Linked DNA regions of Homo sapiens: regions 1 and 3 are each linked to region 2. Evidence: chromatin loops called from intact Hi-C (ENCODE). Cell type or tissue: heart left ventricle. All regions are shown on one strand. Each heading gives the region's core, and the rest is flanking DNA. Links, peaks and the distances in the headings are about the cores only. Region 1 has its middle 15 kb from the start of TLE3. Region 2 has its middle 170 kb from the start of TLE3. Region 3 holds the start of LOC107984734 (a long non-coding RNA gene).

Region 1 (10,455 bases), core at 2,850-7,849, 150 kb after region 2:
TTTCCCAGGCTGGTCTTGAACTCCTGGCCTCAAGTTATCTTCCTGCCTCGGCCTCCCAGAGTGCTAGGATTATAGGTGTGAGCCACTGCACCTGGCTTCTCATTTCTTTTTATCACTGAATGATGTTCCATTCCCTGGATATAACACAGTTTATTCATTCATCTACTGAAGGACATATTGGTTGCTTCCAAGTTTTGGCAATTAAGAAAAAAACACTGCTATAAACATCCATGTGCAGATTTTTTTGTGTGGACATACGTTTTCAACTCCTTTGGGTAAATACCAAGGAGTGAGACTGCTGGGTCATATGATAAGAGTACTTTTGGTTTTGTTTAAAACTGTCTTCCAAAGTGGCTGTCCCATTTTGCATTCCCACCATCAGTGCATGAGAGTGCACACATACTCCGCATCCTCCCCAGGATTTGGTGGTATCAGTGTTTTGGATTTTGGCCCTTCTAATAGGTGTGGGGTGGTATCTCATCACTGTTTTAGTTTGGAATCCTCTAATGACATATGATGTTGAGCATCATTTCACGTGCTTATTTGCCATCTATATACCTTCTTTGGTGAGGTCTCTGTTCAGATCTTTTGCCCATTTTGAAATCAGGTCGTTTGTTTTCCAATTGTTAAGTTTTAAGAGTTCTTTGTATATTTTGATTAACAGTCCTTTATCAGATATGTGTTTTGCAAATATTTTCTCTCAGTCTGTGGCTTGTCTTCTTATTCTTTTGATAAATTAAATTTTTTACTATCAAGACACTCACGATACATACATCATGTTGATAACACAGATCGCAATAAAAGAAAAATATTCTTGATTATATTCCTCCAAGGATGATGATAATAATGATGATAGTAATGACTGTTCTCATCTTTGAAACCCTCACTATGTTCTGGGCCCTTGGCAATTGTCTCATGTGACCCCACCACAGAACCTTGTGTGGTAGGTATTACTATCCTCATTTTGCAGATGCTACAAAGGAGGCTCAAATAAATTAAGTGGCGAGACCAAGATTTCATGCTAGTGAGCAGCGGGGCCAGTATTCAAACTGAGCACTGTCAGCCCCATGGTCCTTGCTCTGAATGCTACAGTTTCAGCCTGTGCCATTTTCGTCTTCCACCTCCCATAGTTGGAGACTTCAGTATACAGTTCATGTCTCTCCCGCCCCCAGAACTTCTTTGATTCTTACTATCTTATTTCAACTTCAGGATCTTCCTAGAAGATGGACATTCTTAAAGAAGAACTAATTGAGACTCTAAGAGGTTAAATGACTTACTTACAGTCACACAGCCAGCCAGCGGGTGACTTCAGCTAAGCTGCTTTCCCAAGCCACATCCCAAGCTCCTAGACCCCACAGTCCAACTTTTCCCACTACTTTGACCCAGAAAAATTGTCCCTGGATTGCTGCTGTCATTCCTGTCCTGCTTCCCCCCTCCCCCATACTCTCTCCCATCATTTTTCTGTGCCTACTGGAGGAAACATTCTAAACTGCCAAGCCAATCAGGGCTCTCCCTGGTGCCAGTCATCCTGCCTTCCATCAATCCTCAAGAGGAAACAGCAACTCCCTGGGATGGCACGCCAGGCCACAGCACCCTACCTAACTCTTTTGCCTCTGCAGCCACAGCCCCCACCCTCCACATGCCCTTCTTGGCTGAGCCAAACCCCCTGCATCTGCTCTTCCTTGAACCTCCAGGGCTCTGCCCACATTACTTCTCGGGCTGGCATGCTTTCTCCTCCTGCTCTCCACCTGAGCCAGCCTCCTCACCCACCATGGCATGAAAAGGAGCTCTCTTTCGCCAAGCACTGACTCTCATCACTGGCAGTGCCAAGTACTTTATTTGCATTTTATTTAAATCACATAATAATTTGGTGGCAGGCGTCATTAGCCCCATTTTACAGAGGAGTAAGCTGAGGTTTAAGAGGTGTTAAGTAACTTGGCTAAGGCTACATGGTGGATAAGTGGCAGAGGTGGAACTTGAAACTTTGTCTGTCTAACTTTACATACAAGGGTCTTGACTTCATTAGTGACCCCCATGCTCCCAAGCCCTCCCCACCCCCTACCCCAGATTGCTCCCATAACACCTATGCATTTCTCCGTGATTACACTTCATGACGCTCTTTTTTTTAAAGGACTTTAAAAAAAATCAGTTTTAGGTTTACAGAAAAATCAAGCAGAAAGTAGAATTCCCCAACACCCTTTCACTTCACCCCCAGTTTCCCCCGTTACTAACATCTTGCATTAGCATAGTACATTTACTATAATTGATGAACCCATAGTGATACATGATTAGGTGAAGTCCACAGTTTACATTAGGGTTCACTCTTGATATTGTACATTCTTTGGATTTTGACAAATGTATAAAGTGTCACACAAAGTAGTTGCTCTGTCCTGAAACTCTCCAGTGGTCCACCTATTCATCCCTCCCTTCCCTTTAACCCTTGACAGCCTCTGATCCTTTTCCTGTGTCCATAGTTTTGCCTTTCCCAGAATGTCATCTAGCTGGAATCATACAGCCTTTTCACACTGGCTTCTTTCACTTAGTAATATGCATTTAAAGTCTCTCCCTGTAATTTCATGACTTAATAGCTCATATCTTTCTTTTATCCCTGAATAACATTCCATTGTCTGGATGTACCACAGTTGGTTCATTCATTTACCCATTGAAGGGCATCTTGGTTGTTTTCAAGTTTGGGCAATTACAAAGCTGCTGTAAATGTCCCTGTGCAGGTTTTTGTGTGGATATAAGTTTTTAACTCATTTGGATAAATACCAAAGAGCACAACTGCTACAGCAGCAACATCCTCTCTTACACAACACCACCCATCCTCTCCGGACCCCAGCCAAAGAACTCTCGGAAGCAGAGAATGTGTCTTGTCCTTCTCCATCTCCAAGACTTACATATCATGGGTCCTCAATAAATATCTGCTGAAACGAAAAATGCAAACAGACAATCATATACCTCGGATTTTCCAGGACATTTTAAATTTCATATTATTTTATTCTTTGCAACAAAAATGATTTAATATAAGCATAACCAAATAAAAATGAAAAATGCCTATGTAAGGCTTTCTATATTAAAACATTTCACGAACAGTTTTTTTTTAATGCATCCTTTGCTAGATACTGACTCTTGCCTTGGGATTCCAAATATGCAGTTGCCAGAGGGATGGTGAGAGGGACCTAGGCTGGGCATCAGACCTCGGTCACGTCCCTTGCCCACATGGGGCCATCATGTCCTCCTATGACACAAACACAGGCTGTTCTAGGAATCCCTGTCAGATGAGCCTCCCCATCCCACCTACCACTCTCCAGGGAAGGCAGGGGATTAGAAGGGGAGAAGGCCAGGTCTCTGTTAGCTGAGGTCCCACTCACAGAATGGGGCCCCAGGCCCCAGCAACAGGAAGGAAGAGGTAGGAGTACCCTTAAGCCCTTTCACTGAGAATAACAGTCATGTTCATTTTAACACATTGATCATGAGAACATTCATGTTCTTGATGGATTGATTTAATTATTATACAGCTCATTGATTTAGGGACTGTTATCTACATCACTGATCTCCAAGACTTTTGGCACCAGGGACCAGTTTCATGGGAGATAATTTTTCCACGGACGGGATGGCGATGGTTTTGGAATGAAACTGTTCCACCTCGAATCATCAGGCATTAGATTCTCATAAGGAGCACACAACCTAGAGCCCTCGAATACACAGTTCACAATAGGATTCACACTTCTACGAGAATCTAATGCTGCCGCTGATCTGACGGAAGGCAGAGCTCAGGCAATAATGCTTGCTCATCTCCTGCTGGGTCTCCCTGTTCCTAACAGGCCCATGGCCAGATACTGGTCCACAGCCCGGGGGTTCGGGACCCCTGATCCACATTCATAGATTCAGTTCCACCCACAAATATTTATTGAGTGCATACCACAGGCAAAGGCTCTGTTTTAGGGCTGCAGCAGTGAACAAGACAGACAGAGTCTCTGGCTGCCTCATGGAGATGGCATTCCCCACTGCAGGAGACAGACAGTGAGCAATCACGGGTTGTTAAAAGGTGAAAGTGCTAACAAAGAAACAAAAAGTAGAGCAGGGAGTAGGGTGAGCAGTGGTGGAGGTGGAATGGGACTGACTCCAGTATGGTAGGCCATGTTCAAAAGGTGAGGTTCTTAGCAAGATGTGAAAGAAGAGGGAGAGAAAGTTAGCCAAGAAAACCTTGCAGGCAGAAGGATCAACCAGTGTGAAGGCCAGAGGCGGGGCTGGATCTGGCACAGAGGAGGGGGTGAGTGGAGTGAGCGAGGCAGAGGGGCAGAGGACAATGGGGACAGGTCCTCTCCATGATCTGTTTGTGGCCCACCAGGCCACTGAAGGACTTGGGCTTTTCTTGGCTAGAAATGGGAAGACAGGGCAGGGTTTGGAGCAGAGGACTGACATGATCATCCTGACTCCTCAGTTGAGCGCAGACTACACGGAGGGGTGGAAGGGTGAAAACACAGAGGCATGTTAGGGGCTGCAAGAGTCTGCCAGCAGAGGCAATACTGTGGCTGGGACCTGCTGGTAGCAGCAGAGTGGGTGACAAGAGGTGGGACTGGGGATCTGGTTGGACAGTAGAGCCGTCATGATTCCCTGATGAGACTGGTGTCCACTTTAAAGGTCTAGGGGGGAAGCCCTTACCTAAGCCCTGTACTTGGGCAGCCCTGCGCATGGCCCATGGGAAATGGGAGATTCCAGACCTGCTTCTTTGCCAGGTAGGCTGCTGATGCTGGGGCCACCCAGAGACGGAAAGCACCTGGTACAACTCCCCTTCTCCGGAGTGCATGGGCCCCAATCCCAGTTCCTCTTGGCCTTACTGTCAATGGCACAATGATGGTAGCTTCCTATTGCACTCCCCAGAAGCTGACCTCCCAGTCACCCGGCCCCAGCATTCCAGTTAAAGAGGAAGCAGACAGGGCCGGAAGTCGAACTCGTGCCCCAGCATCCTCATACCCAGCCAGGAGCTGGGGCCTCAGGAGGGTTGGTGGGGAGAGCAGGGGAAGGGGTTCCTCTCAGCACGATTGAAATAATGTGTGTCTAGCCATTGAGCTAGGTGGTGTTTGCATGTAAGGTCAGAATGCCAGCCTCTCCTGGAAACAGCACTGGCCTTTGACTCGAAGATCTACGCAATCGAGTCCTGTTCTGCAGTTATTAGCTACCTGATGATGAGTACATCAGGAAACCATTCGGGTCTCTATTGCATCATCCTTAAAATGGGGACAATGGTGGCCATCAGATAAATGCAAATCAAAACCACAATGAGATATCATCTCACACCAGTTAGAATGGCAATCATTAAAAAGTCAGGAAACAACAGGTGCTGGAGAGGATGTGGAGAAATAGGAACACTTTTACACTGTTGGTGGGACTGTAAACTAGTTCAACCATTGTGGGAGTCAGTGTGGCGATTCCTCAGGGATCTAGAACTAGAAATACCATTTGACCCAGCCATCCCATTACTGGGTATATACCCAAAGGACTATAAATCATGCTGCTATAAAGACACATGCACACGTATGTTTATTGCGGCACTATTCACAGTTGCAAAGACTTGGAACCAACCCAAATGTCCAACAATGATAGACTGGATTAAGAAAATGGCACATATACACCATGGAATACTATGCAGCCATAAAAAATGATGAGTTCATGTCCTTTGTAGGGACATGGATGAAATTGGAAATCATCATTCTCAGTAAACTATCGCAAGAACAAAAAACCAAACACCGCATATTCTCACTCATAGGTGGGAATTGAACAATGAGAACACATGGACACAGGAAGGGGAACATCACACTCTGGGGACTGTTGTGGGGTGGGGAGGGAGGGGGAGGGAGAGCATTGGGAGATATACCTAATGCTAGATGACGAGTTAGTGGGTGCAGCGCACCAGCATGTCACATGTATACATATGTAACTAACCTGCACATTGTGCACATGTACCCTAAAACTTAAAGTATAATAATAAAAAATAATAATAAATAAATAAATAAATAAATGGGGACAATGGTGTCTATCCAAGAGAGCTGTAAGGGAGCAGAGATGTGAAACCACTTCACAAACTGGAAAATGCTGCACGAAGGTCAGATGAATGCTCACAGCCTGGGGGAGAGACCACATGTGCCCAGCTAAACGTGGAGCAGGACAGCCTGGGATGGGGGCGTCAGACACAAGTAAAGATACCATGCTAGCCTAGAGAGGGAGGTGACTCATTCTGACTAAGGGGGTACAGACAGCAAAGGTTTCACAGAAGAAAAAAGGATCTTGAAGAATGGATGGGTTCAAATAGAGAAGAAACGATATTCCAGGTAGAGGGAGCAGCATGGGCAAAGGTCTGAGGTGTGAAAGTGCACAGTATATGTCCGCAGGGAGCGATGGAATGATTCTGAGCAGGGGAATGGCAGAACCCAATTTGCTTAGAGGTCACCCTGGTTCCTAGGGAGGGATGGAGTGGAATTGCTAGGGCTGGCTGAGCAATACTGAGGCTTCAGCCAGCTGCACTCTCCAGAGGAGAGGGGAGCCCGCCCAGGTTCCCCCCGCAGTCTGGATCTGCGTGGGGGAAAGGCAGATGGAAGTGGAAAGCTAGTGAGGGTGGGAGCCTGAGCCAGGCTGAGCCAGCTGGCTGCCCCCTCCCCCTCCCCCCAAGCCTCCCTCTGCCCCAGCCCACCCCCAGCCCCTGGGAGCCTGAAGACCTGTTTGTTTTCCTTGTAAAGAGGGGAGCCCTGCCCTTTGTGAGATTTCTGCTTGGGAAGGAGCGAAATGTCTGCTTGTGCTGCTGCCTGGATTTCCAGCTATTGACAGAGACTCTGACAATGAAAGCAAAGGCCAAGAGAGGCAGAGACAAGGCGGCTGATTAAAATGTTCTTCCAGGGGGTAGTTCAGCCCTGCCCAGGGAAGGCTGGCTGGAAAACCCGTACTGGAGTCCTTTCCTCCAGAGCTGTAGGCCCAGTTCATGGTGGGGCTGTGAAAATAGTTGAGGAGTTTCTGCACCCCACCCCAATCCAGCTGATCCAGCTCCCAAATCCACTGCTGTTGTTCCACTCCTCCCTTAATAACCAGGGTCACTCATAGGACCAGAATTTGAGGCTCAGTGTTCTGTTTCTAAAATGAGGGCAATGATAGTGCCCATTTGGTGGGGTTTGTTATAGGTCAGGTTCTCCAAAGCACAGACTGAGATGGAGCAGAGTTGCCGATGAAAATATAGGACACCCAGTACAATTTGAATTTCAGATAAACAACGAGTGATTTTTTTTTTTTAGTATAAGTATGTCCCATGCAATATTTGGGACATAGTTATACTAAAAAAAAATTCATTGTTTAAAGGAAATTCAAATGTAACTGGGTGTCCTGTATTTTTATTTGCTAAATCTGGCGACCATAAAGTGGAGAATATTCCCATGCAGGGGACTCACTGGGGAGTGTTTCATTGCCAGCGCCTCACCTGGAGGCAGGATGGGGCATAGGGAAAAGTAGATAGGGCTTGATGAAGTCACAACAATGTCCCCGCGACCCCACGGGGAGCTCTGGATCTCGGTTGGCCCTTCAGAGCTGCCTCAAAAGGGCTGGGGCACGAGGCCTCCCGGGACCCTCACATCCTAGCATCATTTGAGGCTGGCTTTCCTGGGGAGGCAGCTGGCTGTCTTCTGCTGAAGTGGTCTCAGCTCAGTGTTTTCCTTTCCCAATACTCTCTGCAGCTGGGGCATGGGGCTTCAGTGCTGAGGGGGTTCTGCGTGCAGCAATCATGACCCTGTTGTTACACAGTTTGATGAGACAATTGTGTAAATGGCTTAGCTCAAGGCTGACACCTACAAGTCAGTCATTTTAGTATCCCCTGAATAAAGGCCAGGTCACTTAGCCTGGCTCTCAACCCATGAGCCATCCAGGGCCAAGTTATCTGCTCTTCTGATCTCCCTCAGCCCCTTTTGGGAGCCCTTTCCAAAATCATGTATGTTAGAGTACCATCTGGGAAGGGGTCCATGTCCCCCATGGGTTGATGACCCCACGTGTGGATCCTCTCTATACCTCAATTCTGCGGACCCCAACCAATAGTATTACAGAGATCTTCTGAAGATCCATTCTGAAGCCCAGCCCTATAGACACAGTCGTGGGGGCTTTGTTCTTGTTCAGTCTGTGTCTGGCCTCATTCTTGTCTGAGTTAGAAGTTACAAGTCTGCAGTTAATTAGGCTGGAGAGGAGCTTCTCATCATTGGCTAAAAGAGGAACCCTGTGTGCCAACTGTGGAGGGCAGCCTGGTTCTGGCTCCCATTCTCTCTGGGTTTGGCCTCCATAGAGAGGGAGGCTGCAGGCAGGTGGGCTGGGGCTGCCTGCATGTTTGGCCCTTGCTGGCTTTGGAGGAGTGTCTCCCTACCTCTCACCCCCTACACACACATTCAGGTCTACTGAAAACCCACCCACCTCTGCATTCTCCTTTTTCGAGGACTCCAGGAACCCTTTGATGAACATTGACTTCTAACATTGAGGCCTCTGGCTCCCCAGCTTCCCATCTTTCTGTGTCTCCCATTAATGTGAGACATATTTAAATTCTGGGAGCAGAGAATCTGGCTCTAGGTAGAAAAGCGTCCAAGCTTGGATTTAGATAAAGAGGCTGAGGAGTCTGAACACATTGAGACCAAGCGGTTGATGTGTCCTCATTCATTCAGAATCACTCACAGTCATTGAAGGCTTGCTGCCAGCTGCGTTATCTTGCTTAATTCTCACAACAACCCTGTGAGCAAGGCTCTAGCATTATCCCAATTTTACAGATGAGGAAACTGAGGCTTAGCAAAAACAAGTGTCTTGCCTAAGGTCCTAAAGCAAAAAAGCTAGGGTGTCAGGATTCCAACTTGTATATCTGCAAGTAGCACTTAAGCTCTGAGTAGCAGGCTGTGCCTAGGTTGCGTGGAGTCACCTGTTCATGTATATGCTTAATGGCCTTGTGTCATCATTACATTCAATATCACTACTCTAATAAAACAGATAAACATCAAGGAAACATAAATGACCCCAAAAAGCCTCAGTCAGGCAGAGATTGGCACAGTAGGGAGGTCTGCTGGAAGAAGCAGGAGTGTATCAGTCAGAGGCCAGGTGCTGGGAACAAGAATCACCCCAGCTATTGAAACAGACATTTAATAGAAGCAATTAGTATCTTAAGCTAGAGGAGAGGCCTGGGGGCTTGGCCTGCAGGAACTAGAATTCCACAGAACTCACCTGCCAGAGTCGCTGCCTCCTTTTATTTATTTTTTTAAATCCTAGTAAAAAACACATAATATAAAATTTATCATCTTAATCATTTTTAAGTATAGAACTCAATAGTAACTATATTCCTGTTGTTGTGCAACAGATTTTTGGACTTTTCATCTTGCAAAACCTAAACTCTCTGCTAATTGAACAATAACGCCCCATACCTCTCTCCCACCCGCCCCTGACAACCATCATTCTAATTTCTGTTTCTATGAGTTTGATTACTTTAGATTCCTCAAATAAGTGAAATTATACAGTATTTGTCTTTTTGTGGCTTTCTTATTTCACTTAGTATCATGTTCTCAAGGTTCATACATGTTGTAGCATGTGACAGAATTTTCTTCCTTTTTAGAGCTGAAAAATATGTCATTGTGTGTCTATACACACACACACACACACACATCCACATCACATCACATTTTCTTTATTCACTTATCTGTCAGTGGACATTTAGGATGCTTCCACCTCTTGGCTATTGTGAACAATGCTACCATGAACATGGGTATGCAAATATCTCTTTAAGATTCTATTTTCAATTCCTTTGTATATATACTCGGAAGTGGGATTGCTGGGTCATATGTAATTCTATTTGTAATTTTTTGAGGAACCTGCATACTGTTTTCCATATAGGCTGTACCATTTTATATTCCCACCAACAATGCACCAAGGGTCGAATCTCTCCACACCCTTATCAACAATTCTTTTTTTAAATAGCAGCCATCCCAATGGGGGTGAGGTGATATTGCATTGTGGTTTTGATTTGCATTCCCCTAATAATTAGTAATGTTGAGCACCTTTTCATATGTTTGTTGGCCATTTGTATATCTTCTTTGGAAAAATGTCTTTCCTTTGCCCATTTTTTGACTGAGTTATTTGGTTTTTTATTATTCAGTTGTAGGAGTTCTTTATATATTCTAGATATTAACTCCTTATAGATATGTGATTTGCAAATATTTCTCCCATTCCATTCTGTAGGTTGCTTTTTCCCTCTTTTTTTTTTTTTTTTTTTTTTTTTTTTTTTTGAGATAGGGTCTCACTCCAGTTGCCTAGGGTGAAGTTCAACAGCGAGATCATGGCTCACTGCAGCCTCAACCTCCTGGGATCAGATGATTCTCTCACCTTAGCCTCCTGAGTAGCTGGAACTACAGGTGTGCACGACCATGCCCGGCTACTTTGTGTGTGTGCCTG
Region 2 (10,455 bases), core at 3,495-8,494:
GGTCTTGCTGCATTTCAAGTGTCACCAGCAAGAGGAAAGCTCCACAGCAGAAGTGATGTGTGCACAGACAGGAGATGCACTGCTTTGAGGTTGTACCTACATTCAGTTGTTCAGAGTCACATGAAGTTGGTCATTGCAGGGGAATGTGAGGGGCAAAGGTCTAAGACCCCAGAGATATGGGTGGTTGAGAGGCTTTGAGGATGGTGTAAGAAGTGTCTCTGTGTCACCCTGTACCACCCACAGAGGCATCTACCCTTCCATCACATCCAGCTCCCATACAATCTGGGGCCTCTGTGTTTGGTGTGAACTGAATGTCCCTGCTTTCTCTAAGAAGTGGGTACAAGTCCAATGACTACAGAGTTTCCTTGGGATCTCTGAGATGACCTAAGGCAAGAGGTTAATAAAACAAGACACAGTGCCTGCACCTGTCCTGAGGCCCTTATGGGTACTCATCAGATCTCCCCTCCATTCCCCAGTCTCCATGTCCCTCACCCTCAACCGGCAATTTGTCTGCTCTGTGCTGCTTACTGAGCAGGATGACTCAGACCTTCATCCCGAAGAGGTCTGAGCCCTTGGCTTGTCCTGTTCTTATTGAGCTGTTGTTGCTGCAATTGCTGACTCACAAGTCCCTTTCATCAGGCAAAAGAACACCAAGAGACTCGCAGAGAATCCCTGCTGTGAAAAGCAACAGGACTTGGCCCTCACAATAATCTGGTGAATTATCCTGCCAGGATGGTAACTCCTTTCATCACTGCTAGTCCACTAGAAAACTAAAGTGACAGGTAGCTGTCACAGCTTCAAATCCAGTGGGACCTTTACAGTGTCACCTGCAGGAAATACTAGCCCCACAACAGAAACATTGGCTGTCTGTGGACCATGACCCCTAACCTCACAGAGCCTAAGGTTTGTGGCAAGTGTAAATCCTGCTAGAGGGTCACTAGGAGTGATGGCAACAGGGAATGGACGTTCAGCCCTGGCTTCCCAGACCCATGGATTCCAGCAGTAGGAAGACAGCACCATTTATTGCCTGTTGGTTAGGTGCATAGACAACATGCTAAAGACAGTCCTCCAGTCCCACAGGGGGTGGTCCCCAAGCTAGCACCTGAGCTCAGCCTTTCACAGGCCATTTCACCATTGTCATGGGCCACTGCTTCTCTGTAATGGGTACACAAGAAGATTAGGGGAGTCCATGGCCATGTGCCCATTGTCATACCTCTTTTGCAGTAGGGCCCACCCTTGATAGGAGTCACTGACGTAGGCGCTGCCATGTAGGTGGAGAAGGCATTCTGTGAGCCTTCATATGTGTCGGTGGAGGCACTGAGGGTAGGAGGACCCAGGAGGACAAATCCGTGTTCTCGTCGGGGTGGAATTTTAATTCTAATTTCCCTAACTCGAGTTCATAAGCAAAGCCAGAGCTGCGACTGAGACTGCTATAAAAAGAAACCTCCTTGACTTTATGCCCAAGGGAGCTGTGTTCCTTAACATTTGCGAAAAGGGAGGCTTCCTGATACATGAAGAAATTACATCTGTTTTTTGGGTTAAACACACACACACACATACACACATACACACACACACATACACGAGACACACACAATGTAGACTGGCTTCCTGTGCAGACAATGTGGGCTCAGTTTTCCGGAAAATAGTTACCCAGTTAGGAAATTCTCCAGTCAAGAAAGCCCAACCAGGCCATTCAGCTCTGGGGAGGGCACTCCGAGACAATGTCTGCTGGAGAAGCACGTTCAGTTTGTGGATTACCAGTGGGCACCAACATCCCCAGCAAGCTTCTACCTGAAGAGCTGGAAGCCACCAAGGAGCTCCAACACCACAGTGTGTCCTCCTAAGTCCACCGCATGCTCCTGCCGTGCACAATGCTTTGCAAACTGTAAAGAGCTCTCCAAATGCACAGCCATTAGCCTGGAGACTGGCCCCCAAAGAAATGGGCTTGGGAAGGGAAGGGACTGTGACATCCTGAGGAAAGCAGAGGTCCTTGGCATCCTGCCATGGCTGAGGGAAGTGAGCCATGCACAACTCCCTAGCTGCGTGCCGCACCTTATAGTCTGTACAGAGATCTGTCTCTGTGGCATTCATTTGAGCCTTTCTCCATCAAAAAAAGACCTCATTACTTCTGTTTGCTAATGTGAACCTGAAGCGCAGGAGAGCTGACTCACTCCAGGTCATGCATGCAGTTAGTGGCAGAACTTCAGTTTGGGCCCATGTCTGTCTCTCCTAACCACTCTGCTCTCCAGCCTGTCATTCATTCATTCTCATCCCCCACTCATCCAAGACAAATCAAGACAGATACTGAGCAGACAGTGCACGCCCTGGAGATGGGGGCACAGGGAAGACATGAGCCTGTTTTCAAATGGCTGCATGGTCCTTCACCCTAAGGACCATGTAGCCATTAGGCAGGAGAATCAGAGGCTGAGATCTGGCCCCCTTTATTTATTGTCCAGTGACCTTTGTACTGGGCTCATGGTCATTGCTCCTGACATTTGCAAAGCACTTTACTGCAGGCAAATGCTTCCACATGCAACTTGTCAGTGGAGCTGGTGGGACCTGCATCGTGTCTCTGCTTTATAGACAAAGAAGCTGCCGTTACCGTGAATTGCCCGCCGTCCTTTGGCAGAGCTAGTGGCAAAGCCAGGCTCTGAGCTGGGCCTCCTGGCTCCAAAGCCAGTTCTCCTTCCACTCCGCCGCCTCTGAACACAGAGCAACATGGGTGAAACCTTTCATGCATCTCTCTCCTTTCCCCCTTGGCTTCTGAAACACAAGTGAGCCTAGGAAGGAGAGGTGACTGCCAGCAGCCTTTTAGGAGAGACGTTCCTGTACTCAACAGTTATTAAGTGTCCACAGCATGTGAAGCACTGCCTAGCCCATCGTGACAGCTTCAGATTGACATGATATTAGAAGGCAGCCGTGACTTGGGTACCAAAGGACTGGGAACACCAGCGTCAGGTCTCCCGCTGTGGCCACTGTCCTTTCACAGCCTCTGGGAACACCCCCATGCACACCCCGACATGGGAGGGCAGTCAGCTTCTTTCCCAGGTGCGGCCCACAAGGGCGACGGGGTGGGGACGGCCCCAGGAGAGCAGAAGCCCTCGGGGCTGCAGTGTGATTAAATTCTCTGTTGTGAGAAAGTGACACTATGATCTGATTCATACCAGTAAATATGTGATTTACATTTAATTCTGAGTAACCTTTCTGGGCTCGGCGAGGTGTGAAGGAATCTGATGGGGCCAGCTCCGTGGAGAAGGAGGCGATTCATATTCATTAAGACCTCCACATTAGCCAGCTGAAGGGTGGCAGAGCCCCAGCCCGCCCTCCTCCTCATGCCTGCCGAGGTCACGGCTGCAGGGAGGCCAGCAGTCACACTGGCTGCCACCTGGGGATGGGGGTGCAGGTTAGCGGTGAGAGCTGGAGGCACCAAGAGAAAGTGGGAGGAAAATAAACAGCAGGCCCACGAGTGACACTGTCCAGGTGATGTCGGCCCTCCAGAGTTTGCTGAATGAGTCCTATTGAGCCCTCGAGGGTGGAAGAAGAGATATTGATCGAGGAGGTGGTAGCTCTGAGAAGCCCCTGCTGCTCCCTTTGTAGGACTTACAAGGCACTATAAAGCCATCTTTGCTTCATACAGGCTTGGGGCAGAGAGAGAAATGCTAAGGAAAGAGGGTTGGGGTCTCAGGACAAGGAGAGTGGTGCTCTTGGCCCCTGAGAGCACTTGTTCAGGTTTTGATGAACTGAGCTGAGGTCACCCCAGGTGCACATGGCCCGATGAGCTTGGGAAGTGAAAGAAGTGAGCTGAGATAAGGAGGCATGCATCTCCCATGGACGAGCTCCCCAGATGTCCTTGGACCCTCCACTTGCCCGTCCTCTTAATGGGAATATCTACAATGATTAATGACAACCCCAAGAGCCTGTGTTTGTGGAATGCTTGCCGGGTGCCCACTCTGTGCAAAGCCATCTTACATGCATGCTTCTACTGAGTTCTTGCAGTAGCTTTATGGAGGAGTGACTACGAGTACTTCCAGAGCATTGACGAGGATACTGACGCCCATTTTGGGCAAATGACTCACCCTAAGTCATGTACACAGTTCGTTGCAGAGCTTCTGTTTGGACACATGTCTGTCAGACTCCAGAGCCTGCTCTCCCAACCACTGTGCTCTCTGGCCCTTCATTCATTCATTCTCGTCATCCACTCACCCAAGACAAACCAAGACAGGTACTGAGTGATGGGGGCACAAAGAAGACATGGGCCTGTTTTCAGAGAGCTCTCCATGGGGGAGAGCAGGGAGACAGATCATTATCATTCAAGGTGGCAAACATCACCTGCTCTTAGTTGGGCATGGACTTCTTAGAGTGTGCTGGGGAGAGAGAGACCACTGTGTGCTGGAGGAATCAAGGAAGGCTATCTGGAGGAGACATTTTAGAGAAAGCCTTGAAGGATAGTTAGAAGTTTGTCAGGAGATAAAAGAGAGGGCCAAAAAGTATTGGGTGTGTCTAGGAAACAGCACACATTCTGGGGCACAAAGAAGATGCTCAAAGAGGAGCCATGGGAGATGAGGCTGGAGAGGAGCCATGGGAGATGAGGCTGGAGAGTGGGCCAGGTTGTCAGGAGAGCCCAGGCAGAGGGGACAGGCAGTGGGGAGCCATGGAGGGGTTTATGCAGCGAGTGGCATGTGGGTTTGCTTCAGAATTATAGCTGTGGCAGAAGCGGATCAGAGTGAGGTGCCTGGGGGACCATGGCTTGTCCAAGGGGACACTTACCCTAGCCTCTGGTAAGTCTCTGACATTGCAATTGGTTTTTATTTGGATTGAACCTCTTTTTTCAACAGAGCAGGGGCCTAAAGCTTTGCCTAGCACTTTTCTGGGCCCTTTGAGGATACAGAAGGGAAGAGAATATGACTTTTGACCTCAGGGGCCTTTCATCCCAGTTGGGCTCCGGGCTGACCCAGAAGCCATTTGGGAAGAGTGAGCCGAAGGGCCCTGGCTGGGCCTGCCTTTGTCCCACCACAAAGGAATATGTCCAGGCTGCTGCTGATGATGTGGGGGTCATTATCTTAGAGAAGGCACTGTGAAGATGTGAAAACAAAAGGGAGGGTGTGGAGTGAGAGAGGAGGGAGTCCAGAACAGCCCTCTAAGCAACACCCACGTCTAGGAGGAAGCTGAGCTGCCCACAATCAGGGAGGAGAGCGGTGACGCCTGGGTGTCCAGCAGCTGAGGCCAGAAAGTGTGTCAAGGAGGAGGAAGTGTCGGCAGTGCCAGGCCGGGTCCATAGCCCACGTGCGATGGGGGAGGAAGGGCGTCCGCTAGATTTGGCAACAAGGAGGTCAGAGGCAGCTGTCAGAGGCCAGCCTCAGCGGCCTGGAGGGGGCCGCAGCCAGACTGAGGGAGGTGGGAGGTGAGGAAGTGGGAAACACTTGTGTAGATGCCCCCAGGTGAGAGGTTTGGCTGTGAAAGAAAAGCGGGGGTGGGACCACAGCGGGAAGGGGTCAGGAAGCCAAGAAAGGGATGCTTTCCAGAAGAGGCTGAACTTGTGGCAACACTGTTGGCCAGGAGCCACGAGAGAGGGAGGGAGCTTGGGGATGCAGCAGATAGGGGCTGATGGAAGGAGCGGTCTCTGAGGGTTAGGGAAACTGCTGCGGTGGAGACAGGGAGGAGGGCGGAAGGCGGGCGTGGGCGCAGCCGTCAGTCCACAGGTTGGGTGGCAGGACCCGAGGGCCTCTGGAGTCGTGCTGTGGAGGGTGCTGAGTCTGGGCGGCTGGGCCTGTGTGGAAGGTCATGGTGGGCCTCCAGCTATACCACTGTTGCCTTCTGCCTTTCTCAATTCACCCCTCACTCTCCTCTCCTTCTCCTGCCCCCGCCTCACATCCTGGAGAGGACAAGAAGATGTAAGGGCCTTCACCTGGTGCCCCTTGGCCTCACGGTGCTGGTGACACTGGCAGAGATGGAGAGGGGAAGCAAGGAAGCCCTGAGAAGGCTGCTGCCTGGGAGGAAGACGCCAGAGCTGCAGTGTTAACCTTGTGGGGGAGCAGGGGGTGGTGGGGGGATGAGAGCCGGTGAGGGAGTCAGGAAGCTGACGGTGTGGGGAGTAAGGAGAGTGCCTGGGTTCACTGCGCATAGGCTTGGGCAGGCTGGAGGAAGGAGCTGTGGAGAAAAGCCACAGAAAATAATTTCTCCACAGGTCCGTGGGCCCCGTGGTCCAAGGTAGAGCCAGTTTCCTCTGCAGGGAGTTTTCAGCGAGCGAGAAGAGAGGAGGAATATAGAAGACAGACTGGCCTTTCATCTGGGCTTGACATCTGCCATGCAAATTGTCACAGAATGATGATGTGGCTGAACCGGTGGCCAGATGGTCATCGTCCTCAGTGGCTGGTCATGGAGCACCCAGAGAATTGCCAGAGGGTGTCACTGCATCCCCCAGCAGGTGGAGCAACCCTCCTCCTGCCCATCTTCCTTCTCCATTCTCCAGAATGAGGCCTCTCTCCTCCAACAGGTGACAGTCACTAAGGCACGAGCCCTAGTGGGACAAAAGCATCCCCATGTGCAGGGGGCAGGGCTGGGCCTCGGGGTCAGCCAACTGGAGTCTGGCTTGGCGCTGCCCTCTGGCTTTAGCTGTTTCTGTATCCACCTCCCGTGGTGCGCTTCTTAGCCCCCTAGGTGCTGGGTCCCCAAGCCCCCTGCTCCCTCCAGGAAAGGGCTGCTGTGGTCCCCATGGGCAATTCAGTTCCTGTCTGTCTTCTTCCTTTCATAATATACACTGGGGAGAGGGGGCTGAGGTCGGGGGTGAGGACAAAGGTGGGGAGACTCATTTAGTTTTCATGAAAGTTCTACTCTCTTGGAACACTTTTGGGGGCTTGGCTGGCCTCCAGGAAGACAGAGGCAGGCAGGCCTGTTGGAGAAGGTTGTCCAGTGTGTGCACTGCTCAAAGGCACCTGGTGGGGGCTGGGTCAAGTGGGACCTGAAACCCACCCTAGGCCCACTGGTCAAGCCCTGGTATGGGCTGTGTCTGCCCAGAGGAGGAGCCTTTTCTAATTCACACGAAGGCGTTGTATAGGCTGGCTGACTCCTCCAAAGGTTGGAGCGTGTGCCTGGGAAGCTCCACACACCTATCCTCAGCCAGGTGGGTCAAGGGGACCTCCAGGTCAAAGGCCTGTAACAAGAACCTTCTGGCAACCTGCATATGCAGCTCAAGTGGCCAGAGGAGGGCTGGGAATTGGAGGATTTCCAACCTATAGGTCCCTTGGAGAGGTCAGGGTGGAGCGTGGGGTGGAGTGAGGGTGGGGCAGGAGCCGGCGTTGGGGAGGACCTAGGAGTGTAGGTTCGTGGCCAGGATAGGAGGAGTGAACAGAACAGAGATGACAGCACTGGCTGGGGAGTGCTGGGCCTGGCTCCTGCACTCCTGGGACACTCCTGGGAGACTCTTGGCAAGTTGCTTTTCCTCCCTGTGCCTCAGTTTCTTCATCTGACAAATCTAGAGGGAGGGAATAGACCAGGGCAATGACATGCATTTAGTCACAGGAGACAGAGTTGGGTCTGCAACTTTGACATGTCCTGGGGTCTGGGCTTGGATTTCAGTCGCCCTCCCTCCCGCCTACCCACCATCTCTCTCTTTCCTGAAAGGAAGGGAAACAAACCAGAAAGGGATCTGCCTCCTTTGCGGCGGGGTTTCGGGTGGGGGCGGTGGGGGGGTTCCGTTTCCATCAGCCCCTGGAGGAGCAAGAGGAACAGGAAAATTACAGTATCAGCATGGAAACTACAATTGGAGGCGTCTGATTCACCAGGGAGGGTGACTCGTTCCTCTTTTTTTATTTTTAGTCGCTATTATGTCGGCAAGGAGGCCTGTGCTCATTAACCTGTATTGCCAGAGCAGAGACTGCGAAACCGCTGGTGAATAAACCTGCCCCAGCTGCCCCCTCTGCTCCCATCAGTTATTTATAGCCTGCCTTCCCTCTGGTGAATTAATTAACTTGTACTTGAGGCCTTGGACAGTATTGTGTTTAGTTGGATGTCTGTGTGGAGGCCAGTGCTGGAAGCGGGTAGCAGGAGTGGAGTAGGCTGGAAGGCGGGGCTGCTGGCTGCCCCCAGCCCTGCAGTCAATCTTCCTCACTCCAGCTCTGAGCTCCCCCGCAAGCCACTCCCATGCATGGCAGAGGAGGATTGAGGGGTCACTTGTACCGCAGCTTCACTGCTTAGAGCCTTGGAGCTTTGGGATTTTAAAAGCCAGTTTGACAACGTACTAGGACAAAAAAAAAAAAAAAAAGTACATCCTTTCCTCTCAGCAGGAAAGCAAGGGCCCAAGAGGTAAAGCTCCAAAAATCTCTGGGCCAGAGCAACGCAGGCTGAAAGCTGTATCCCACAGGCAGGGGTTCCCTGGAGGGCTGGGAGGAGAGATGAGGCTGGAGGACGTTTCCAGAAAAGGCAGGGAGAAGCGGGGTGCATCAGCATGGACTTCAAGTCTGTGAGAAATGCCCAGGACCTCAAACCCAGCCTCCTCAAGTGAGAGGCAGCATCTTGTTCAACCATTCATTAATTAATTGGTTCATTTCTTCATTCAATAGCATTTGTAAACTCCCCAGTGTGTAGATGAATGCTGAGCTAGATTGTCCCTGCACTTGTCGCAAACCTTCTTTGTCTGCTTGTACACACCCCTCTACACTCCCTGTCTAGTAGGGAGCCAGTGTCTAGCCAGTGAGGATAACGTCCACTGATTGGTCGCCTCTGTATTGCCAGAAGCACCTAGCCCAATGCTGGGCACATGGTAGGATTCAGTTATCGTTTGGGGACTTCCTTGTCTCAGGTTTCCTAAGGAGACAAGGACTATAAGCAATGCCAGCCACCACCTCCCCCAACTCCCCATCAGCATCCCCAAGGCTGCCCTAAACACACACAGTCCATATAGAAATGGAGTCCTGGCCTTGTCAATGCAACATCGATGCCAGTCCCCTAGGAGCCCCCATCTCCTACCCCCAGATGGCCTCTCCTGTATCCCAGAGCCCTCTCCCCTATCCAAGCTAGATCCCAGGTTCTGACCTCCAGTGCAGGCTTCTGGACAAGGGCACCCCTGGGGGTCATCTCTTGTCACTGCTCACAAGCCCCACCCAAGCCCAAGGCCCCAGACACCCACTGTCCAGGCTCACAACCACTTGCTCCCAAAGCAGGCAGCTGGCCAGGCGCTGGTCATGTGGAGGGGCTACTCTTGGAGTCACATGTCTCCTGACAGAAGTGGACATCCTGCTTCCTTTCTCCCCTGGCAGTGCTGACTCCTAGAGGAAGGGGATTGAAAGGGGCTAAGCCTTGGACTTCACCCATGAAATTCAGCGCATTTACTTTTCAGGCCTCTTTGCACCACTGCTCACCAGGTGCTCACAGCCAGCAAGTGCCAGGCAGCCTGATTGTTGCTCTGGGGCTCCGTCCTGCACCCCGGAAGTGGCCTTCTGGGGTAGGCTTGTGACCCAGCCCTCCACACCAGCCTGGAAAGTTTGGAGGTCGGGCTCCCACCCTCTCTCAGCACCTTGAATGACCTTGCTGAGTATTGATGATGAGTTCTCATCAGCACTAGTGATAATATGAAAATCACTATAATTAGAGCTGGCAGGTTGGTCTTGCTCTGCATTAGAGATGATGTGAATTGCTTATAGGGGAATTCCCCACCCCCAAGTCCCACCCCACCTGGGAGAAGAGCTTCACACCCCAGACCTGGCTCTCTCCAGCTCTCCAGTCTCCCCTGGGCCCCCGGGGCCAAGGCCAAAGTTCTCTGGGCACAGTTTTGTGCCCAAAAATTACCCCTTATGCCTGCAATTTTCCATTTGCACCTTCAAAATAGAGTGCAACTGGCTAATTGCCATGGCAATTAGGTAATTGCAGGTGCAATTAACATCTTTCCAGCAAAGCAGGGGGAGAGGGAGGGGAGACAGGGGAAGAGAGAAACAGTGAGAGGAAATGCAGGAGCCTGCAAGACAGACCAAGAGGTTGTGAGAGAAAAACCGAGGGGATGGGGAGAGAAAACAAGAGTGGGTGGGCAAGGAGAGAGATGGGATGGCTAGAAAGAAGAAAGGTGTGTGTACAAAGAAAAATACATCAATAAGACTCAGCCACTGTCTTGGAGGAGCTGATGGCCTAGAGGTGAGAAGGAGGCCCAGAGCAGAGCAGGAAGGTGGATGTGGAGCATTCCAGCCTGGTGGCACCGGGAAGCTTTCCCAGGGAAGGTGGTGCCTGAGCTGAGCCTGGAGAAGGGCTTCTATAGGTGGGCAAAGGGAGGCGGGAGTCCTGGTGGTTATATCAGCATGAGCCAAGGTCCAGAGGTGTGTGAGCCCAAGTATGCCCCATAGGACTTCCTGCCATAATGGGAATGTTCCAGACCTGCACTGCCCAGGCCAGTAGCCACCAGCCATGTGTGGCTATTGAGGACTCAAAATGTGGCTAGTGCTATTGAGGAATTGGATTTTTAATATT
Region 3 (10,455 bases), core at 2,693-7,692, 140 kb after region 2:
TCTAAGCACCTGCAAGATCCTCTGGGATGCGCTGGATGCTCTGGTTGTAGCAGAGAGCCAGCCTCCTTGGAGTCCCTGATGAACCCTGCCTAGTCCTTCCCAAGCCTCTCCTCCTCCCTACCTCCCACACACGTTCCGCTTTAATCAGCAATCCTCTCTCCTTTCAAACTCCTGGCTGGGCAATGGTAGATGAGCTCATCTGGTCAGTTCCAGCTGGCTTCCACACCAATACATTTGAAGTGCTAGCACAGGCGAAATGAAGATTGGTGCTATGTTTAGGGGAGGCATTAATAAACCAGGATGGGTCCAGGAGCCAGTGATCAAGCTATACCCCAAAAGCCAAGTCACAGGGGGAGGCCCAGGGACCAGGCATCATTTGGTCTGGTGAGAGTCTGACCCGAAGAGCTTACTTTGGAAGCTGGCAGAGCCACTACGTGGATGTGGAATTCATCTTTTGTATAGCCATGGAAGGCTGAATTTCACCAAAGAGAGGAGTATCCATAAAGCAGAAACAGCCCAGTTCCAGAGCTGTCCAGCCTGCTGCCTGCAGAGGCCTCTAAAGTTGGCAAAAAGCAAAGGCCAGCCTAATCCCCATCGGCTGGACACTAGTCAGAGAGGGCCACCTTTAAAATTACCACTGCTAACACACAGGGCAGTGCCCCCAAGACCCCAGGCCACTCCACCCTCAGCAACTAATAGGGGCCAAAGTTCCTAGGAGGGGCGTCAAAGGTAGCATTCTCTCTCTGTTTACATCCGCTAATGCTAGAACCTGATGCACTTCTTCCCCTCTCCTGGCCCTGAGACACAAGACGTCTCTGAAGCATGGTCCCAGAAAAGGCCATGCCAAAATGTAAATGATCAATAACAGTGAGATCAGCATCGAGGCTGGGAAGAAATATGACTCTGGACCAATGCCTTAAGCTACAGAGAAAAACTTCCTAGGTATAATACCAGGCAAGGCCAAGCTGCACATGGGGACTAGCCATTACGGAGCTCGATGCCAAGTCCTGTACTGAGGGCTGGACCTCTTCTATCTCATTGGATATTCCTTCTCAGAGGGCCACTGCATATTCCTCACAAACCTACCTGGAGGCAGGGGTCAGGCCGGCCATGGAGGTGGGAAAGCAAATCTTTTAAAAGATACCTTTCCGTACTCTCTCCTCCATGAAATAGCATTTTACATTATTAAATAGAATACCACACTGGAGCAGATCTTGCAGAAAGATAAAATAGAGAGTGGACTCAGCCCTATCACAGAAGGATCAAGGACTGCAGAAGGATCAGGGGCCCCTGTAGGTTCCATCTTCTCCGATGTTTGTTTTTCAGATTGTTAAATACTTAACAGAGGGAGAGACAAAAAGCCAGTGTTCCAAGCCATTGCTGATTAAGTATCAATCAGAAATTAAGACAGAACAAGTCTGAAATTGTAATGATCCTTTTTAAGGACAGGCCTTTGTACACCTGATATATATATTTGTAATATACATATATATGTATATATTTATAAATCTGCCTGGCAGGAAGCTAAGCAACTAAAGCATGTGCTTAAATAGAGGTCACCTGGCGACCCTGGCACTCAGATGGGTATCACACTTCTTGTCTTACAGGTGAGAAACTGGTGCTCTCAGAGAGCGTATGAGTGGCCCAATGTCACACTACCTCTGGGTGTGTGCATGTGGAGCCAGGATTTGATCCTGGGCAGATCAAACCCCAAGTGGTAAGTGCCACTCCTTCCCTCCTACTGTCACACCTCCCCAGTGCAGGCAGAGGAGTTACATGCAACATGCAAATGTCTTCCCTTCTCCTAGTTGGCAGGGACCTGGGCTTTCCTTGTCAGCGCGGTGGTGGGTTCTGGGTCAGACACTGCAACTCACACTTACTGAGCATTTCCTATGTTCAAAGTTCTAACTTCCATGTGTCATGTTATTTAATCATCACAGCCACCAGGTGCAGTCGATCACATGCTGACCCCCCACTTTACTGATGAGAAAACTGAGACCTAGAGAGGTTGAGTAACCTGTCCAAGACACCTGGATGATAAGCCGGACCCAGCCAACAAGCCCAGCCAGCTTGATGCCAGAATCCTCTTACCTGACCTCTGTGCCTGCCATCCCAGCTGCTAGAGTGGAGAGCCGGCCTTTCCTCGCTGCAGGATGGACCCTAGGCCTCTCTCTGGGTTTCCAGATCCTGCTCTGAAGAGCCGGCCTTTCCTCGCTGCAGGATGGACCCTAGGCGTCTCTCTGGGTTTCCAGATCCTGCTCTGGAGAGCCGGCCTTTCCTCGCTGCAGGATGGACCCTAGGCGTCTCTCTGGGTTTCCAGATCCTGCTCTGGAGAGCCGGCCTTTCCTCGCTGCAGGATGGACCCTAGGCGTCTCTCTGGGTTTCCAGATCCTGCTCTGGAGAGCCGGCCTTTCCTCGCTGCAGGATGGACCCTAGGCCTCTCTCTGGGTTTCCAGATCCTGCTCTGGAGAGCCGGCCTTTCCTCGCTGCAGGATGGACCCTAGGCGTCTCTCTGGGTTTCCAGATCCTGCTCTGAAGATGAGGAGATGACATTTAGCACCAGCCTTCTCTAACTGGCTCTAAGAGGAATCGGTGTTCCCTGGTGGTTCAGGAGTCAAAAGGGCCAACTGTAGCTTTATTCCTCTTTCAAAGGAAATAAAGCAGAGGTCCTATTTGGGGATAGGCCCTATGCCTGAGTTACTTTGGCACTTAATTGCTATTATTTAATTGCTGTATTGGGGAGCACAAAGTGATCTACTGCAAAGTTATTAGCAAATTCTAGTTTTAAGGAAATAATTACTGAATTCTCCCTCCCTGGGTTGAGTAATTCCTTCCAAGATGCTCAGCGACATTAAGCATTTTCACTAGGGCCACTAGCAGCTCTGTAATATGCAAATAAAGTAACTCTGTAATTACCAATAAAATGCTTACTGAAGTGACAAATTTTTACTCAGCAGCGAGTTGGGGGAAAAAATGGCATCATTTGTTTTTTAAGGATCCTTTAACCTTGTTAGTTGGCATTCATTTCCGTGCTGTTTTATGGTCATTTAAAAGGACAACGGAGCCAGTACGCCTGCCTTGATGGGGAGAAGCCCTCCTGGGAGCTCCCTCTTCCAACCAGCCTTGCCCATTGTGTGGAGGCTCGGATGGGCCGATCTGGGTGCTGGGGAATTGTAAGCACATGGCAGACCTGCCCTGAGGGTCTCTGTGTATGCTGGGAGTTTGGCTTTCAACTGGGTTCAGGGCTGATCTTTCCAGGTGGACAGATACAGAGTGACCTCTCAGCCAGAAGCAGCTGCCAGAGCGATCCTTCTGAAAGCCCAAGGATGGCTGTGTTGCCCCCTGTTTAAACTCTCCCTTGTGCTTTAGGGATAACAGCATCAAGTCCTGTCATTTCAGGCTCTCAAGGCCTTTCACAGCCAGCCAGCCAGTCAGGGCACTGGACACAATAAGGCACAATAAGGGCTCAAGCTACCTCTTCGCCAAGGTCATCCATGCCTCCCCATGCAAGCTTGATTTCTCTATCTGTAAAATTGTGTATCGGTCAGCATAGACTGGATTATGCAGCAGTAACAAGCAAGTCCAAAAAACTCAGTGGCATAAAACAATCAAAATGTATTTCTTGCTCATGCTACATGTTCATCATGGGTTAGTAGGAGTTTCTGCTCATCCTACTCACTTAGCAAAAAGAAGGCTGATGTAGCCATTATGGCAAACATTGCTGGCCTGTCACCATTCTGGAAGGAACATGAAACATTATCCAATCTGGAACGATGTGTTACTTCATTTCACAAGGCATTGGCCAGAACTATTCACATGGCTCCACCTCACCAACCACAAAGGGGTCAGGAAGTGAAATTCTACGTTGTACTCAGAAGAAAGAGAATCAGAAGTATAGGATGACAGCACTAATGACCACCATAAATGGGGATTTTTTTTTTTGAGACAGGATCTCACTCTGTCACTCAGGGCAGAGTGCAGTGGTATGATCACAGCTCACTGCAGCCTCTGTCTCTTGGACTCAAGCAATCCTCCTGCCTCAGCCTCCAGAGCAGCTGGGACTGCAGACACACATCACCATGCCCAGCTAATTTTTTTTTATTTTTTAGGAGAGATGGGGTCTCTTTATGTTGCCCAGGCTGTTCTCAAACTCCTGGGCTCAAGTGATCCTCCCACTTGTGTCTCTCAAAGTGCTGGGATTACAGGTGTGAATCACCACACCCAGCCCACAAATGGGGATTTTTAAAATTGTCTAAGAATGATCTTCTAAGGGTTGTTGTGAGAGCTGAGTGTGATCACACTTGTAGAGAGCTTAGCACGATGCCTGGCACATGGTAAGTGCTGAGCCAATACTACATAGTAATAGGTGCTCCATATCTTCTACATGCTTATTGGCTCTCTCTCTCTCTCTGGATCACTATAAATTGTGGTGATCAGAGAAAGCTTTCAAAGAAAAGTTAACATTGAACAAAGTCTGGATGACGCTGCAATATCAGGAGATGACTCTCTGAAAGGAGGAAGGGCGTGAGCAAAGGCAGTGAGGTCAGACAGTAGGATGCACAGGGACAGCTCTGGGAGATGAGCTTCACTGGCATAGAGTTTTTCAGAATAGTCCAGCATTCAATAGATAAATCTCAAAGAATGAGAAAAGTGGTCTTTATTCTGAAGCTTGAGTTGGCAGAAACAATTCACAAATCAGGAAAATTCCTTTGATGTGCCCTGCATTTAATTCTTGGCTCAGAAAAATGCCTCTGGAAAATAAGGTTGGCATTAGATCATCTTAACCCTTGATCTAAAACCCAGATCCCAGCTGAGAAGCTAGGCCTCCTGACTCCAAGTCCAGAGGCCACTCCACAGCCCTAGGAAAATCCCCGTGCAGTGGCTGACCTGGTTTTTTCTCCTTGTTGCCAAAGGCTCCATTTCTGGGTGACCACAGTTGCCCCTGGGGATAAGTCTTCTCTCCTATTTGCATTGGTAACTGCTCAAAGTCCCACCAAGACCTTGGCAACGTGCCACCCACATCGTCTCACACTGGCCCAATTGTTTGTGGCAAATGCCTCCCTTTTGAACTCTAGACCTTCTGGAGGAAACGGTTTCAATAGGAATAACTCCCAGCTCTCCCCAGTCTTGCCATCTGGACGTCTGGAATGGATCTTCCAGGATACATGGCTCTTTTGAAGGAAACGAATTCAATTGGTAATTGTGTTCCCATTTAATATGCCTAAGGAGTGGTCCTGTACTCTTGCTAGTACATTTTTTTTCATTCAACAAACACTTATTGATCTCCTACTGCAAATTAGACACTGGGCTGGGTGTGGGGGTGGGGAGGTGGAGAGAGTGGACGCTTTTTACAAAATGCCTTTGACCCAATAGAATAAGAAACACAATAGAGATAGGCACCAAAATCTATGGGAGCCCAGCAAAAGGGACAGTAAATTGTACCTGGCAAGTCCAGAAGGCTCAGAAAGGAGACTGGGCCACCAGGCACTGAAGAGAATGACCCTGCAGAAATTTAGGGGGGTCCTACACTTATTCCAAAGAGGAGGCTCACAGTAGTCCTGGACAAGTTTAGGATGCACACAATGAAACATGAATCCACTGAACAGACATTTTAATATGGGACCTGCTGCTTCTCAGGCACAGAGCTGGATGACTGAGGTCTCCCGAAAGGAATGAGGCATAGCCCCTGCCCTCAAATTGCTTACTGTTTGGTTATGCAGGTTAAGGTCTGAGCACTGATTATTCTACCTCACAGCCCAACCGCAGCATTCACATTGCCTTAGAAACCCTACTAAAGTTCTTCCAAGTGGATATAGCAAAATATTCTCAGGAACCAGGGGGGCCCAGGGCAGGCTTGCTGGAGGAGGTGGCAGAACCGGGCTCTGGAGAGATGGAGTGGTGGAGAGCAGGGAGGCAGGGGCAGTGGCACACACAGGCAGGTGACCACAGAGCCAAGTCACAGGCACAGCCACACACACACGTGTCCCAACAGGAAGGAAGGTCTGTCTGAAATAACGGGGGCAAAGCTGGGGTGGTGGGGTGAAGAGATATGGTATGGGCCTGAGGTCACCAATGTCATCACCACCTTTTGCTTGGCCTTTTGTTTGGTTCTTTCTCTGGATCCCACCTTTCAGCAGGCTTTTTCTTCCGAATAGACCACTTCTATTAAGCAATGATCTGTGTGTTTTCCCACAGAATAACCAGTGTTGGCTCAGTTATTATTATTCTAGCCAAAAAGAAAAAGAACACTTTCTGAACATTTCACTCTGGAGCTCCAGACTCTTCCATGGCTCCCCGTTACCCTCAGAATAAAGCCCAGCATGTGAGGCCGTTGACCACCTAGCCCCTCAGCTCTCTGCTAGGCCTTGCTGAAGTACTTGTGATTCTCCAGACCTGCATATGTGCCCCTCTCCACATGGAAGCTTCTCTTCCCAACCTCAGTATCTTCTCTTCTCTCTGGGCTCAAACCTTAATGCTTCCTCCAGGCAGTGTTGCTGACCCACGGATACAGTCTCATTGCTGAGCTCTGATCACTCTGTGTGGTCATGGTTCATTTGCTTGTCTGTCTCCCTCAGGGGGCTGTAAACACCCGGCAGGTGGGGACTCGCATCCAACCTCCAGTGGCCAGCACTGTGGGATATAGAAAAACTCAATAAAGTTTGAGTAGTGAGCAAGTGAGCACATGAGTGAATGTGAAGTGTCATTTCTGGTTGACCGTGGAGTCACATCACAGAAGAAGGTAGCAGGCATTCACCAAGCTTCAGAAAGGCGTGGAAAGAACCTATAGATTACACATGAAACCATCCTCACAGCTGCCAGACCACAGATGCCTGGCACAGGCACTGGGGAGACAGTGGGGATTTTGCACATGGGAGGGACAAGCCTTTTCCAGCCATATCTCGTTAGATAATTTGCCCAAATCACACTTGTTGTGAGAAGCGGGGTTGAGATGCCCCAAGTCTCTTGGGCTTGGGGGCTCCTGCTCTCTGCAGTGCCCCAAGAGATGCTGGCTGCTGAGGGAAGGAGGAATCTCCCCAGGCAGAGGTTACCTTGTGCCCCTCTGGAGTTTGCCCACCCTGGGGCTCTACCCTAGAATGCTCCCCTAGCACCCTCTCCCCATGCCATCCCTTAACCAGCTAGCTCCTCCCACCCTTCAGCAAATACACCCTGCCTCAGGGATCTGTTCATATCTGGTTAGCCCTTATGCACCCCCTGTCCCAGTCAAGAGGGCTGGGCAGATGGTGGAAGCACCAGCCAGGTGGTACTCACTTCTCTCATGGGTGCTTTTCCCATCCTCTCTCTCTCTCTCTCTCAATATTTCTACCTTCTGGGCACAGACAGGAGGCAGGATCAGTATTTCTGATTCCTCATGAGATGAGGTCCTTCTGATCCCTCCCACGTTCTAAACCCCCATCCCTTACATTGTCACCACCAACAGCAAGTATTAATTGTGCACCTATGGTGTGCCAGCCACTGGGGACCCAGACACACCCCAAACTCAGTCCCTGCTTTTGACGGGTTTGAAGAGACAACATGAAGGATGAAACTGTCATTAAATAACTTGCACAGGAGTCCCAAGTAGGATGGGGGGCAAAGGGGTCCCTGGTACTGAAATTTAGAGGGTACCAAAATGTAAAAAATGACATTTATTATTTATTTATTATTTTATTGATTTTGAGATGGAGTCTCACTCTGTCACCCAGACTGAAGTACAGTAGTGCAATCTCGGCTCACTGCAACCTCTGCCTTCCGAGTTCAAGAGATTCTCATGCCTCAGCCTCCCAAGCAGCTGGTAGCTGGGATTATAGGTGTGTGCCATGACACCCAGCTAATTTTTGTGGGTTTCTTTTTTTTTTTTTTTTTTTTTTTTGTAGAGACAGAGTTTCACCATGTTGGCCAGGCTGGTCTCAAACTCCAGGCTAGTCTCGAATTCCTGACTTCAAGTGATCCTCCCGTCTCGGCCTCCCAAATTGCTGGGACTACAGGTGTGAGCCACCACACCTGGCTAGGAATGACTTTTAAACATTGAACACATTTCTCAGCCCTCCTTTTTAACTCCCATGCCAGTCTATGGAGAGGACTGGGTAGGTGACCAGTTGGCTGGAGGCAACCTCCCTCCCATTCCATGTGGCCATGGACCCAAGGGTGCAACTCGTGCTTGGTGTCCCAGGCACCTACATTGTTGGCTTTGGCTACCACTGAGCTCAACAGTGAGCTGCTTGGTGTGCATATACAGCTCATCACAGAACCAAACTCGATCATCCTGAGAGGCAGGGAGGATCTCCCTGCTTTAGCTTGAGTGTTTGTCCAAGTGAGTGGAGCAGCAGAGATTTGTTTCCAGGTCTGAGAGACCCTGAAGCCAGGGCTGTGGCATCCACTGTCTAGTTTTGACCCTCACAGTGGTCCAGCTGGGGAGGCTGAGCAGATGGACATATTCTCACCTGGCAACTCATCGATGGGGTTCTCCACTGTTAAAAATAGACAATATCACCATTTTCAGGGGATGTCAAAGGCTTGCAAAGACAGACATCCATCCCTCGTTGACCAGCCATGCAACATCATGGATAGTGGTTGCTTTGTGGGCAAAACCCCTGGCCTTGGGGCTAAGGATAAGGAGGGGCAAAGGAAGAAGGAGAGTCCCTATTTTCCTCTCCGTCCCCATCTTGCCTCTCCATACTTCTAATCCTCCCCCACTCCAACCCACCACTAGCCACACTCATTCATTCATTCATCCATTCACTCCTAGTGAGCACCACTCTGTGCCAGATACTTACCTAGCTCAATCCTCAACATCAAGGAGCACTTTGTTATTACCTCCATTCCACAGAAAAGAAAACGGAGGCTTAGAGGTTAATTATCATCCAAGGTCGTGCAATTAGCAGGGGATGGGATTCCAACTTAGGGTCCAATTGTGAAGTTCTTTGAGCCATATTCCCACAGGAGGGCTCCCATCTGCTCCTGCCCTCAGTTATTCAGCCGTCCTAACAGGAAAGGAGCCTGGGAGCTAGGTGAGCTAGGTGTCCGTTAGGAGAAGTTTCCAGAATGCAGGGCTCCTCTTTTTCCTCCTCAGGCTTTTGCCAGCCCCACATCCCTGAGGCAAGTCCCTCGGCCTCCCTTGGGTTCCCCTTTCCTGGACCAAGAACACTTACTGGAGCATGCCAGAGAGGACTAATTAACAGTCTGCAGAGGGCTTGGAAGGTGAAAAGCAGCCTTCAAGTGGCAGCCTATTATCCCTAAGCTTCACATATGAAATAATGAAATTCCAGGTTCCAAATGGAGAGGAAAAAGTCCTTAACAAGGTGATAAAGGGAGGCAGCTAAGGGCCAGGTAGAGGGGAGGGTGGTGAGTTCATTCTCACCTTTCCCATGCAGGCCCCAATAGGCCCTGGGCTAAAAGTGTGGGGTCTGGGTCAGCCGCTGCTCCAGGCAACAACCTGCATCCTGGAGGAAGGAGAGCCAGCTTCCCACAGGATCCAGAGGCAGGTGGTAAAGTTGGAAGGGGCAGTTCTAGGAAGGAGGAGCCCTGGGTTCTAGTCCCCACACTGTCACTGACCTGATTCCTGACCCTGGAGGGCTCCTGCCCTCTCTGGACTCTGTTGACCCAAGAATTGACCCACGGAGTTCCAGCCCCACCCCCAAATATGGATGTCCCTTGAGGATGGGGGCTTGGCTTCGCTCCCACTGTGTTCCTGGCATGAAGTACCAAGCCCAGTACCAAGCAAGGGATCAGTAACTTTGCTGATGAGCAGCTGACTCTGGTGCTGATAGTCTGGAGTTCTAGGACTCTAAGTGTTCATTCTGTCCTAGAGTAACACAGCAGAGAAGGAACAGTCCTCCCTGTGTCCTCAGGGAGTTTCCTGACTGGCTGGGCAGCAGAGAATAACACACACACACACACACACACACACACACACACACACACGCACGCACCCCATTAATGGGTTCCCTGGGGGCAGGGATCAGTCCCACTCACTGCTGGGCCTCCAGGGCCTGCCAAAGGGGCAAAGTCACACTCAGACATAAACTCTTGGTTTTAGCAATCCAATAAACAGTCATGAAACTAAGTGAGGAAAGTTATTAGATTGAAGGGATTTGAGGGAAAGTCCCATCAAAAAGTAAAACTTGATCCCACCTCCACTTCTTGGATGAGTTACTTAATCTCTCTGGCCTCAGTTTTTTCACCTATAAAATAGAAACCATGAGAGGACCTACCTCACCAGGCTGTTCTAAAGTTAAATGAGTTAATTCCTGTACAAGCTGAGAACAGCATCTGATACAGTATCTAATAAAGTCAGTTATTATTACTTTTATTATTATTATGTACTTGGTTATCATTATTTTCATTCATCAATTATTATTCTCTTCACCTCTTTGCTGCCACCTGGAGTTCCTGGAACCCCTTCACGGCGTACAGCAGGGAGACAGGGAGGGCAGATGCCATTTGCACAGCCATTGG

What was found. A loop is a pair of places that touch in the nucleus more often than their neighbours do. Peaks named below come from ENCODE experiments on the same cell type or tissue, not always from the same donor. Only the 100,000 strongest peaks of a DNase experiment are listed, where the experiment ranks them.
Region 1: it touches region 2 in a loop (2.5-fold over the local background); 21 of 110 quality-filtered maps call a loop at or near these places.
Region 3: a loop joins it to region 2, with 2.0 times the contacts of the local background. A loop is called at or near these places in 6 of 110 quality-filtered maps.

What each region holds. Positions count from the first base shown.
Region 1 is chr15:70,107,956-70,118,410 of GRCh38, reverse strand. No RefSeq gene overlaps it. Among named protein-coding and RNA genes, the nearest start is that of TLE3, 15 kb to the right of the region's middle. RefSeq lists enhancers at 4,807-5,101, 6,054-6,563, 6,564-7,075, 7,588-8,099. In heart left ventricle, for the core only: no CTCF peak of the experiment used is centred there; DNase peaks (open chromatin) are centred at 4,910, 6,599 and 6,919; H3K4me3 peaks cover 493 bases; H3K27ac peaks cover 839 bases.
Region 2 is chr15:70,261,739-70,272,193 of GRCh38, reverse strand. No RefSeq gene overlaps it. Among named protein-coding and RNA genes, the nearest start is that of TLE3, 170 kb to the right of the region's middle. RefSeq lists enhancers at 470-764, 2,499-3,177, 3,165-3,214, 4,893-5,546, 9,347-9,496 and 1 more. In heart left ventricle, for the core only: a CTCF peak has its summit at 6,430 (motif pointing right); DNase peaks (open chromatin) are centred at 5,243 and 5,603; H3K27ac peaks cover 229 bases.
Region 3 is chr15:70,122,044-70,132,498 of GRCh38, reverse strand. It overlaps LOC107984734 (a long non-coding RNA gene), which reads left to right and starts at 1,614. Exons shown (of 2, transcript XR_001751739.2): 1 at 1,614-1,717; 2 at 1,941-2,924. RefSeq lists enhancers at 6,655-6,704, 6,715-6,894. In heart left ventricle, for the core only: no CTCF peak of the experiment used is centred there; a DNase peak (open chromatin) is centred at 5,008; H3K27me3 peaks cover 831 bases.